Linked DNA regions of Homo sapiens: all the other regions are linked to region 1. A link is a contact called in ENCODE Hi-C or POLR2A ChIA-PET data. All regions are on one chromosome and are shown on one strand. The core of a region is the stretch at or near the end of the contact, and the rest is flanking DNA. Distances in the headings are between cores, read along the strand shown.

Region 1 (3,225 bases), core at 529-3,028:
TAAGGGAACGCAGCTAAGCAGGACTGATTTCATTTACTCATGCGAGCAACATTAATTGAGCTCCAACTATATGCTCAACACTGTACCAGGCATAGTAGGAGATACCAAAAGACTGTTTCAATGAATAACGTACATTCCAATTAGGAAAATATGCCTCATCCACACATGAAAACATAAATAACAACAGGAGGCAATACATTGTGGCCAAGTGACAACGAAATTAGCTATGATTTATTAAGTATTTTTCTACTAGCCAGGCTTGTGCTAAATGCTTTATATTCATCCTCTTGATCTTAAGTCATCCTGTGAGGTAGGTGCTATGATTATCTCCATTTTACAGATGAGAACACTTAAGTTCAAACATGTAAAACGGGATGCCAAAGGTCATACGACTTGTAAATGACAGAACTGACATTTGAACTCAAAATGAACTGACTCTAAGTCCTAAGCTCTTACTAAACCAATGGCTACAGAAATTCAGAAAATGGGGAAGGCTAATAGAGGAGCTGAGCTGGCCGTTAAGGGAAAGATAGGCTTCAGTTAGTCAAGGAGGAGGAAGAAGGGCCGAAGGGGTCAAGCATAGAGTAAATGCATGGAGACTGGAAAAGAGCTTGCGGAAATTGATTGCATTAGTCTAGCTGTCCAGTAAATTCCTATGTGGGCCAGATTTTGGTGGACAATGAATACCAGGCCGAAGATTGTGAACTGTAGGTTATCAGCAGCCACGAAACATTATAATGAATGCCAAGTTTCAAGCTGTAGACCCGTGGGAGATGAACTGCGAACCTGCCCGAGGAAGCGGCGCCCAAGTGGCTAGGGGCGGGGTCACAGGCGCCAGAGGTGTCGCTGGGGCACCTCTCCGGGCCTTCCCCCTTTTTCTTCCGGGCTGGGTCCCGCTACTCCAGTTCCGCTAGGCGGCGGAGACGGGGCCAGAGGTGGGACTACAATCTTGGCCCTCAGAGGGGTGCCCAGGCGGCCGCGGTAGGCGGCCCTCTTTCTCCGGCCTCGAGTGGGACTGGCACCCGTCTCGGGGGGCTCCACACTACCACGCAGGAAAGCCAACTCGTCCGCCGCCCGAAGCCGGGTTCCCCTAGACTCCCACGGGCCGCCTCCTTTTTCGTCCCCCCCGAGGCCGCGACTCTGAGGGTTCCGCTCTGCGGCGGAGGTGGGGCCAGGGGCGGGGATGTGGGCGGGGCCGTGAGGTCGTTCCAGGGCGCGGGGCGGGGCCGCCCCCTTACCTGTGCCCCTCAGGGTTCCAAACGTTCCACTCCGCGGCAGGGGCGGGGGCGAGTCCGGAGGGCGGGTCCAAGGCGCCCAGGTGGCCGCGGCAGAAGGGCCTGTTTCTCTGGCCTTGGCTGTGGTTGGCAGCCGGCCGGGGAGAGAAGGGACTCAGGGAGGCAACCTGGTTCCCGCCCGTTGCTGATTTCGCAGCGGCTCTCCCGGGCCGCCCCCTTTTCCTTCCTCCTCAGGCCGCGACTTGGAGGGTTCCGCTCCGCGGCGGGGGCAGAGCCAGGGGCGGGGCTGAGCGCGGCCTGGGCGATCTCCCCGGCGGCTGGGGTGGGCTGGCGTCTTCTTCGCGCCCGGGGGACCTCCTCGCGACCGCCGGGACGTAAAAGGGGCTTGGCAGGGGCGTCCTCGCCCCACTCCCGGAACCTGGTTTCCCGCTGCTCCCGCGAGCGTCGGGAGCCCAGCAGGCCTGGCCGAGGCGGGACCTTCGTCGCTCCAGCCCCCGTCCCCGCCCCCGCGCCTCCCCGCCGCGCGGAGCTCTGGTTGGCTTGCTTTCCAACCGGACTTTGGGGCTAGCGTTTAGAAAAGTCTCGACCTCCTCCGGCCCGGTCCCATCCCAAGAACCGACTAAGGCTGTGAGTGTCCGGGAACCAGACCCGCTTGGAGGCCACAGCCCCGACGTCCCGCGCCCACGCGGCAGATCGGGCGCTGCGGCCTGGGAGCCTCGGGGAGATGCGGAGCAGGAGCAATTCCGGGGTCCGCTTGGACGGGTACGCGCGGCTGGTGCAGCAAACCATCCTGTGTTACCAGGTAAGGAGGGACCGCCCCCAGGGAACGCGTGGAACTACCCTCTCATGTAACTCATTCTCCTTCCCAGGTCTGGCCCTCTTGTGACCTGAGACCTTGCAATTAAGAGTTTGCTATTTGAATCTAGTCCTTGCTAGCCAGTGATTACCACCCCATTGCCACCCCGTGCTCCTTAAGATTCAGGGGACCTAACTGTTGCTACGGCTACTTTTCACAGAATTCTTTGGCCATTGTTCAGGATGAGAATGAGCCGCCTCCGTGCCCGGGTCCAAACTGCCTCTTTTTGCATTGACTCTGCTTTTTTTGGACGAGAAGAGGTGTGGGGGGTTTGGACAGACTACACTGAATGAGAACAGTAGACAGGAGTGAAGAAGCTCCTGAAGTTTACGCAGGACTCTGCAGTGTGGGGCGACAGCTACCGTCCCTCCCATGAGCTGTCTTGGTAGAGACCCACCTGGGAAGCCCTTAGGGGCTACTTTGGTTGCTATTTTACAGATAAGAAAATTGTGAGGCTAGAAAGGTCACTGCATGTAGCAGGTCAGACCCAAAGGCTCCCAAGCTCACAGGGTCCTATGACACTGCCCATGTGGTCCGAGGTATGAATTTGCCTGCTATGCTTTGTATTCCTGGGCTAAAATTATGTGTGGGTCCATCAGTGTAAGACCACTGAACTATTTTTATTCCTAGTGAAGACAGCAGCTATGTTTCTTGCCCTCAATCAACAGCAACTATTTATAGGGCCTTCAAAGTCAACGAAGGAAGTGGCATTCAGGGGTTAGAGGCCTGACCTGCAAGTTGGGAGCCATGGTCATTTCCAAGGCACTGACCATTTTCCCTTCTTAACTAATTTCTTAGCCTTGTTTCCTCACTTAGGAAATATTTGTGGTGTATCTGTTATATGCAAAGCACTCTACAAAGTGCTGGGGTTACAAGAATAAATGATCGTAGTGCAGTAACATTTATGCATAAGGTATAGGTCCAAAGTCCCTTAATCTGTTTTCTTTGTTGTTGTTTGTTTGTTTTTGAGACAGGGTCTCACTCTGTCTCCTAGGCTGGAGTGCAGTGGCGCGATCTCGGCTCACTGAAACCTCTGCCTCTCGGGTTCAAGCGATTATCCTGCCTCAGCCTCCCGAGTAGCTGGGACTACAGGCGTGCGCCACCACACCCAGCTAATTTTTGCATTTTTAGTAG
Region 2 (3,225 bases), core at 182-2,681, 1.3 Mb before region 1:
AGACCGGGATGCCTGGGCCACGGCCTGAGGGTTTGAAGGGACAGGCCGGCTCGGAGATCTCCCTTTGCTTTTTCTCTTCCCCTCGCTGGGCGACTAGCCAGGGGCTGCAGTAGCTTTCCACTCAGCCCTGCGACTTTTACACATTTCTGCCCGGGCGCACTTAGCGCGCAGCGGCTCCTGGCGCAGTGAACACAGGGTCGAGTCCTCTTGGGACGCACCCCGGACGCCCAGGCCTTCCCCCCAAAGCTCTCGCCGTCCTGTGGGGCTCCGTCGCCGTCGGGGCATTGGGTTTCCTTAATCCAGGGCTTCCCCATCTTGGGCAGGAGGAGGAGTCAGAACCCCTCCCCTCCCTCTGTCCCCCTCCTCCTCCTCCTCCGCCCACGGCCAGCCTGATTTTTAAATCTAATCTCTTATTTAAAGTCAACAGAGGAGCAGGAACCCCGCGCTCCTGCCTACAAGATATTTTTAAATAATTCTCCAACCTCTACCGAGAGGGACAGCCTTAAGGAACCTCCCTGTTTTCCCCTCTTGAAGATTTAGGTAGCAGACGTGGGGCGGGGGGCAGCGGTTCCAGGGTCGCAGCTGAAGGCCGAGAGCTCTGCGCACTTGGGGAGGAGAATTTGGGCTGGGGGCGGTGCGGGGGAAGCGACTAATACAAGAGGAATTAATCCCAAATAGCCACAATTTAACAAAAGAGCGTCAACTTGAAAAGACTTGAATCAAACCGGGAGCCGAGCCCCCAGGAGGCTCCTAGGCACGAAGCCTCCCTTGCCTCCGTCGGGGGAGATGGGGGGCAGGTGATTTCCCAGCATGTGACCCTGAAGAGGGAGGGTCTTGGGCCATTACGGGATGCGCCCAGAGACTAGGCGCGTCCGCACGCACGCACCCCCGGAGGAGACAAGCCGAAAAGACACTCCGCACCCCTCCCCGGGTCCTTGGCTCGGGACTGCGCCCCCGGTACTTTGCCCACCTCCCTCCCCAGCTGGGCGGGGACCACTGTTCTCCCTCATTCCCAAGGAGCCTCCGACCTCCTTGGACCCTTGGCGGTGAAAGGCTCCCAGCCTTCGCCCCTCCTGCCTTTCCCATTTCTTTCCCCCGCCTCCCGCCGACGCCCCCAGATCTGTTGGGCTCGCCCTTCCTGAAAGTAGGCGAGGCCCAGAAGCTGAGGTTGGGGCGCAGAAGGAGGGGGGTGGGAAGAGGGAGGAGCGGAGCGCAGCGGCCGGGGGCGTGTCTTCCACTAGCCCAGCCCCTGGGTGCGCGCGGCGGTGGTGGCGGCGGCCGAGCCTCGCTTTGAGAGACAGGTATCGCTTAGGCGCCATGTTGTGAGCGGAAGTGGGGGAGCGCGCGGCGGTCGCTGTTCTGCTGGGAGCGGGCGCGGGAACCGGCGGGGGGGGCGGAGCCGTAGTCCCGGCGGCGGAAGGAGGAGAGGAAGAAAGGGGCGAGACCCGGTGCCCAGCGGAGGCGCGAGGCTCTCGCTCAGCGCGCGGGCGTCTCTGGCCAGGCGCGCGGCTTTCGGGCGGTCGGCGTCGGCGTCGAGCCCTCTCTGGGGCCGCCGCCGCTGCTGCTGCTGCTGCCGCTGCCGCTGCCGCTGCCGCCGCCGCCGCCGCCGCCGCCGCTGCCGTGGGGCTCGGGCGGCGACGGAGCGGGGCCGGCCGTGGGGCGGGCGGGGAGGGAGGAGGCGGTGAAGGCGGCGGGCCGGGGGGGAAGATGCCGCTGGCGCAGCTGGCGGACCCGTGGCAGAAGATGGCTGTGGAGAGCCCGTCCGACAGCGCTGAGGTGAGTGCAGCAGGGCGGCCGGGGCCGGCGCATCTCCTCCTCGCGCCCCCGCCGGCTCGCTTCGCTCCCCGGAGCTGGCCACTCGGCCCGTTCTGATCCCGCTCGCGTCTTTCCCCCGGGCTCAGGGTTTTGGTTTGGGTTGTTGGGGTGGGTCTATTGGCCGGTCTGTCTGTTCCTTCCATCCTCACCCTCACCTCCTTCCCTCGCTCGGGGGGCTGCCAGTGTGGTGGCGCGTGGGGTTTGGAGTGGGCGCTGGGGCTTTGCAAGAAGCCAATTTTAATCAACTTTGCGTGGGGGAAGCGGGAGGCGGAGCGGGGGCCGGCGGGGAGTTGGGAAGTTTGGCCCAGCCGGGTCGGGGGCTTTCCCGGACCTTGGCGACTTTGGGAGATGAGGGAGGGGTAGGGATCGGGTTCACCGGGGAGCAGGGACTCTCGAGTCCAGCCGAGGGAGGGGCTGCTGCGGGGAGACCGGCGCGCGGGGCACGGGCGGCGGCGACCTGTGGGGGTTTCGGGTAGGGGGTGCAGGGTTTTGCCTCCCCCTCGTCTGCCGCAGCGGTTTCTGCTGCTGCAAAGAAGAAAGCGGAAGCCTAAGGTCCCCTACCCCCTCCGTTTCTGAGGTCGCAGAGCTAGACCCCCGTCCCTGTGAGTTTAACTTGAGTTTCCTGTCCATGGAGGTGAGAGGGTGATATTCAAGGAGATCAGCGGCCGCCGTAAAAGGCTTTCTGGTTTTCCTCGCCCGGGATCTGGTGACCGTCCCTGAGTCACCCATCCTAGTGCCCAAAACCCAAACAATATACCCAAACAGGGCAAAACAGAATTTCCCCGGGCGCATCACTACACCGAGCTTTCCTGAACCGCCCCTATCCCAGAACAACTCGGGGTCTGCGAAAATAATCCAGACAAGACCCGTTCCAAGGTATCACCGCTCCTCTCCGGAGTGGAAAATCAATTCCTGATGGTGGCGCGTCTGTGATTCTTCCTTCTTGACTTTTTGCTGCCTTCTCTCCCCGCAGCGGACTTTAGGGGATTACAGGATGATAGGCTGCGTGTGTGTAATAGTTACTGAGTGAGTGACCCCATTTCTGGAAAGCATGACTGAAACGCGGGGGTGGAACGGGGCAGGCTCTGATGAGTGGTGTGCTTGGCGGCAGCCGCTGCCCTGCCGGCCTCCGCAGTGTGAGAAGTAGATAGGGTTACTGGTTACGTCAGTAAAACCGAGGCTCAGTTTAATCTTGAGATGCGGGACACTTGCATTCTCCGGTATAATGGAGAGGGCGGGGGATCAGTTCAAATCGCTTTTCACTTTTTCCCCCAGTCACCTCCGCTGCTGTATAACAATTTTGCTTGTTCTCCTTAACGCACGCAGAGTTGTAATAGTGCTTATGATTGGTGCTTAGTATTTTGCGACTTGGATCATACTTGTAAAACCTGAACTAAATGCTGCTCTTCA
Region 3 (3,225 bases), core at 364-2,863, 1.0 Mb before region 1:
CCAAGTGAGACCCCTGACTCTTAAAAAAAAAAACAACAAAAAAAGGCCGGGACGCGGTGGCTCATGCCTGTCATCCCAGCACTTTGAGAGGCTGAGACAGGCGGATCACTTGAGATCAGGAGTTTGAGACCAGCCTGGCCAACATGGTGAAACCCCGTCTCTACTAAAAATACAAAAATTAGCCGGGCATGGTGGCGCACACCTGTAATCCCAGCTACTCAGGAGGCTGAGGCAGGAGGATCACTTGAACCTGGGAGGCAGAGGTTGCAGTGAGCCGAGATCGCACCACTGCACTCCAGCCTGGGTGACAAGAGCCAGACTCTATCTCTAAATAAATAAATAGGCCGTGCGCTGTGGCTCACGCCTGTAATCTCAGCACTCTGGGAGGCTGAGGCGGGAGGATCACCTGAGGTCAGGAGTTCGAGACCAGCCTGGCCGACATGGGGAAACCCTGTCTCTACTAAAAAAAAAAAAAAAATTAGCCGGGCATGGTGGCGCAGCCTGTAATCCCAGCTACTCAGGAGGCTGAGGCAGGAGAATCACTTGAACCCGGGAGGCAGAGGTTGCAGTGAACCGAGATCACACCACTGCACTCCAGCATGGGTGACAGAGATTCTGTCTCAAAATAAATAAATAAGTAAAAATAAAAAAGTGGTTGTAGTCAAAGGCTATGGGTTTAAGTTGGGTAGTGGGATTTCAACATTTAAGGTTTTAGAGATGGAGCAGTATCAAGTGATGAATATCTAGATTTTCTAGACTACGGGTGAACAAAGTAGAAGTAAAGGTCATTCGGATTGAGGAACTGAAGGAAACCAGGCTGGGTTGTGGATGTTGGATTCATTGGGAGGATGGCAGTAAATCAGATGGAGAGGAAAACTAATGCCAGACAGTCAGTAGGTGACAGTGACAAGGGAGGGCAAAAGGTGTTACTACCAGATGGCACAGAGCCTGAAAGAGCTATTTCACAAGGGGAAGAAAGAATATCAGTGTCAAGCGGAAAGCTTCAAGAGTGAAGAAGACACACTACCTTTGAGGCTGGTGCATGGAGTGTGGGAGGGGAGAAACCAAGCGAGTAGACAGAGATGAGGCAATCTTTTGAATTGGATGACGGATAGATGTTGGTACCATCCGACCATTTGGGAAGTCCAGAGGGGAGGCTTTGTTTTCCGGGAATATGCTTAATTTGAGGAGTGGGAAATGGATAGAGGGTAGGTGAATGGTTAGAGATCTGCACAAAGCTGGAAGGCCCACGGGATCAAGTTCTGCCCATGACTGAGGGGTGACCTCCAATCCCTGGGCCTTAACCCCCAGGATCCCTGGACCTGGAACGCCCATTAGGTCCCCTCCTTTCCGGCGAGAGGGCGGCAGAGGGCGCAGGCGCTCTAGCCGGACCCGGCGGGCGGGTGGCAGAGGGCGCAGGCGCCCTGGACAGAGCGGCCGCAGTGGGAACGGCCGGCAGGGGGCGCAGCGCTCTGGTCCGAGAAGCCCGGGCGGGGCACCCTCGCCGGGAGAGTAGAGGATAGGGGTCGGCTGGAGAACGGGCCCAGTGCGAGGCCGCGAGCAGTGGGCGGGGCCGGGGTGGGGGCGGGGCGAGGCGGTTCCGGAAGGAAGTGGTTCCGGGTCCCGCGGCCCGGCAGAGGTGGCTGGGGTGTCGCTGCTGTGGGAGGCGGCGGCAGAGTGAGGGGCGAGGCCCGAGGGGCCGGCGGCGGCGGCGGCGGCGGCGGCGGCGGCGGCGGCGGCGGCGGCGGCGGGGGCTTCCCGGCCGGGTGAGCGGCTCGGGGGGAGGCGGGGCGAGGAGGCCTGGGCCCGCAGGGAGGGCGTGTCCGCCACCCAGGAGGGGCGGTTCTCGGGGTGGCGGATGGGGCAGCGGGGAGGATGCGGCGGTCCGACTCGGGTTCTGTTGGGACAGCTCCTCTGCGCCCCGTAGGTCCCTCGGTCAGCGCCTTCCCTTGGGCGCGGCGACCCGGCGCGGGTTTCCAGGGGACAGCTGCCCGGCGCCCCTGAGGTCCCTCGACAGGCACGGCGACCCGGGCACCTGCTGCCGCGACCCTGATCCTCCGCCGTCGTCGGGCAGGTTGCGGTCCCCGCGGTTCCCTGCATCTGTTAAGAGGGCGGGGGCCGGGAAGGCGGTGTCCGGGGACGGTGCCCTTGTCCTCGAGGCGGCCCTGGACGCGTCGCCTGCGGGGCCTGAACCGAGGACCCCCCCGTACCCCGCTTTGTCCTGGTGAGGCGCTCCTGCCGCGCAGCGGCATCTTCCTCTGTTAACGTCGAGAATGAGTAGTGAAGGCTGCTCATTATCCTGCATTGTAAAGTAAAACTTGTCTTTTTAGAAGCGTCTCCTGAAAATTGGCGCATCTCCTGTGCTTCTCTGGGTTGTATTGGGAAACTGGGCCAGTCGCTGTCAGGACTGTCCTGTTGGTAGGTCTCGAGGGAAAGAAATGGGAGAGAAACCTACCCCGTAAATATTTTCCTACTCAGGTGCTTTTCGAACTACCTATTAGGTGATTGCCTTTTTTTTTTTTTTTTTTTTTCCTGGAACAAATTACAAACTGCAGGTAGAAATCAGGAAGGCCTCTTTAGGCTCCTCGCCAGGCAGCCTTTTTAGCATTTTTCTGAATGTGAACAGGTCCAAACGACAGAGCAGAATTTGAAAAGAAAGGTTTTGCTGCAGATTCATAACGAGGACTTTATTTTTCATTGGTATTTTAATGGTAATGGTATAGCAATGTTTTATTTTTAATGTTTTTTTTAAATGGCTACTAAAATTTTATTTTGAAATCACAGCTGTTTCAGTCACCCCCAAGAAACCTTTAAAACGTCTTATTAGAAACATTTTTATATATAGGAACATTTAGCCATTTATACACATTTCTAAGATAGAAATCACAATGAAGATACGTTGTTTCACTATTCCAAGTTCCAAGTAACCATGGTGAATATGGTTTCCCCATTCCAAGTAACCATTGTGAATGTGGTTATACACCTCCAGTCTTTTTCTATGCAGAGCTTAATACATGAGTTTTTCTAAAGTGAATTCTCTTTTGTAATTATCTTTTTCTGACTAGATAGCATGCCATTATATGGCTGTAATATTATAATTTATTTCATTGGTCATTCTCAGTTCTTCCCTATTAAAATACATTGTTGGGTAAATGTAAAAGTCCGCATATCTATGATTACTTTCGAATCTCACTCTGTCGCCCAGGCTGGAGTGTAGTGGCACGA

What was found. A loop is a pair of places that touch in the nucleus more often than their neighbours do. ChIA-PET counts read pairs that join two places held with the same protein, here RNA polymerase II (POLR2A). Pooled maps may share reads with other maps.
Region 2: a loop to region 1 is called in a map of CD4-positive, alpha-beta T cell, with 8 times the contacts of the local background. The contact joins the promoter of RPS6KA3 here to the promoter of PHKA2 in region 1. A Hi-C loop is called at or near these places in 2 of 168 maps with a recorded cell type or tissue (CD4-positive, alpha-beta T cell and gastrocnemius medialis) and 9 of 50 pooled maps.
Region 3: a loop to region 1 is called in a map of B cell, with 27 times the contacts of the local background. The contact joins the promoter of BCLAF3 here to the promoter of PHKA2 in region 1. A Hi-C loop is called at or near these places in 4 of 168 maps with a recorded cell type or tissue (B cell, CD8-positive, alpha-beta T cell and naive thymus-derived CD4-positive, alpha-beta T cell) and 10 of 50 pooled maps. POLR2A ChIA-PET finds 5 or more read pairs at or near these places in 2 of 52 experiments (HEK293T and OCI-LY7).

Annotation. Positions count from the first base shown.
Region 1 is chrX:18,982,667-18,985,891 of GRCh38, reverse strand. PHKA2 (phosphorylase kinase regulatory subunit alpha 2) reads left to right here and starts at 1,778. Exons shown (of 33, transcript NM_000292.3): 1 at 1,778-2,037. The coding sequence starts at 1,960. RefSeq lists enhancers at 944-993, 975-1,475, 1,476-1,976 and a silencer at 1,094-1,783.
Region 2 is chrX:20,265,115-20,268,339 of GRCh38, reverse strand. It overlaps RPS6KA3 (ribosomal protein S6 kinase A3), which reads left to right and starts at 1,431. Exons shown (of 22, transcript NM_004586.3): 1 at 1,431-1,776. The coding sequence starts at 1,708. RefSeq lists silencers at 655-949, 1,371-1,590, 1,711-1,970 and an enhancer at 3,151-3,200.
Region 3 is chrX:19,989,449-19,992,673 of GRCh38, reverse strand. It overlaps BCLAF3 (BCLAF1 and THRAP3 family member 3), which reads left to right and starts at 1,613. Exons shown (of 12, transcript NM_001367774.2): 1 at 1,613-1,766. LOC729609 (a long non-coding RNA gene) reads left to right here and starts at 2,895. Exons shown (of 2, transcript NR_024440.1): 1 at 2,895-2,988. RefSeq lists silencers at 1,271-1,700, 1,741-1,790, 1,861-2,230.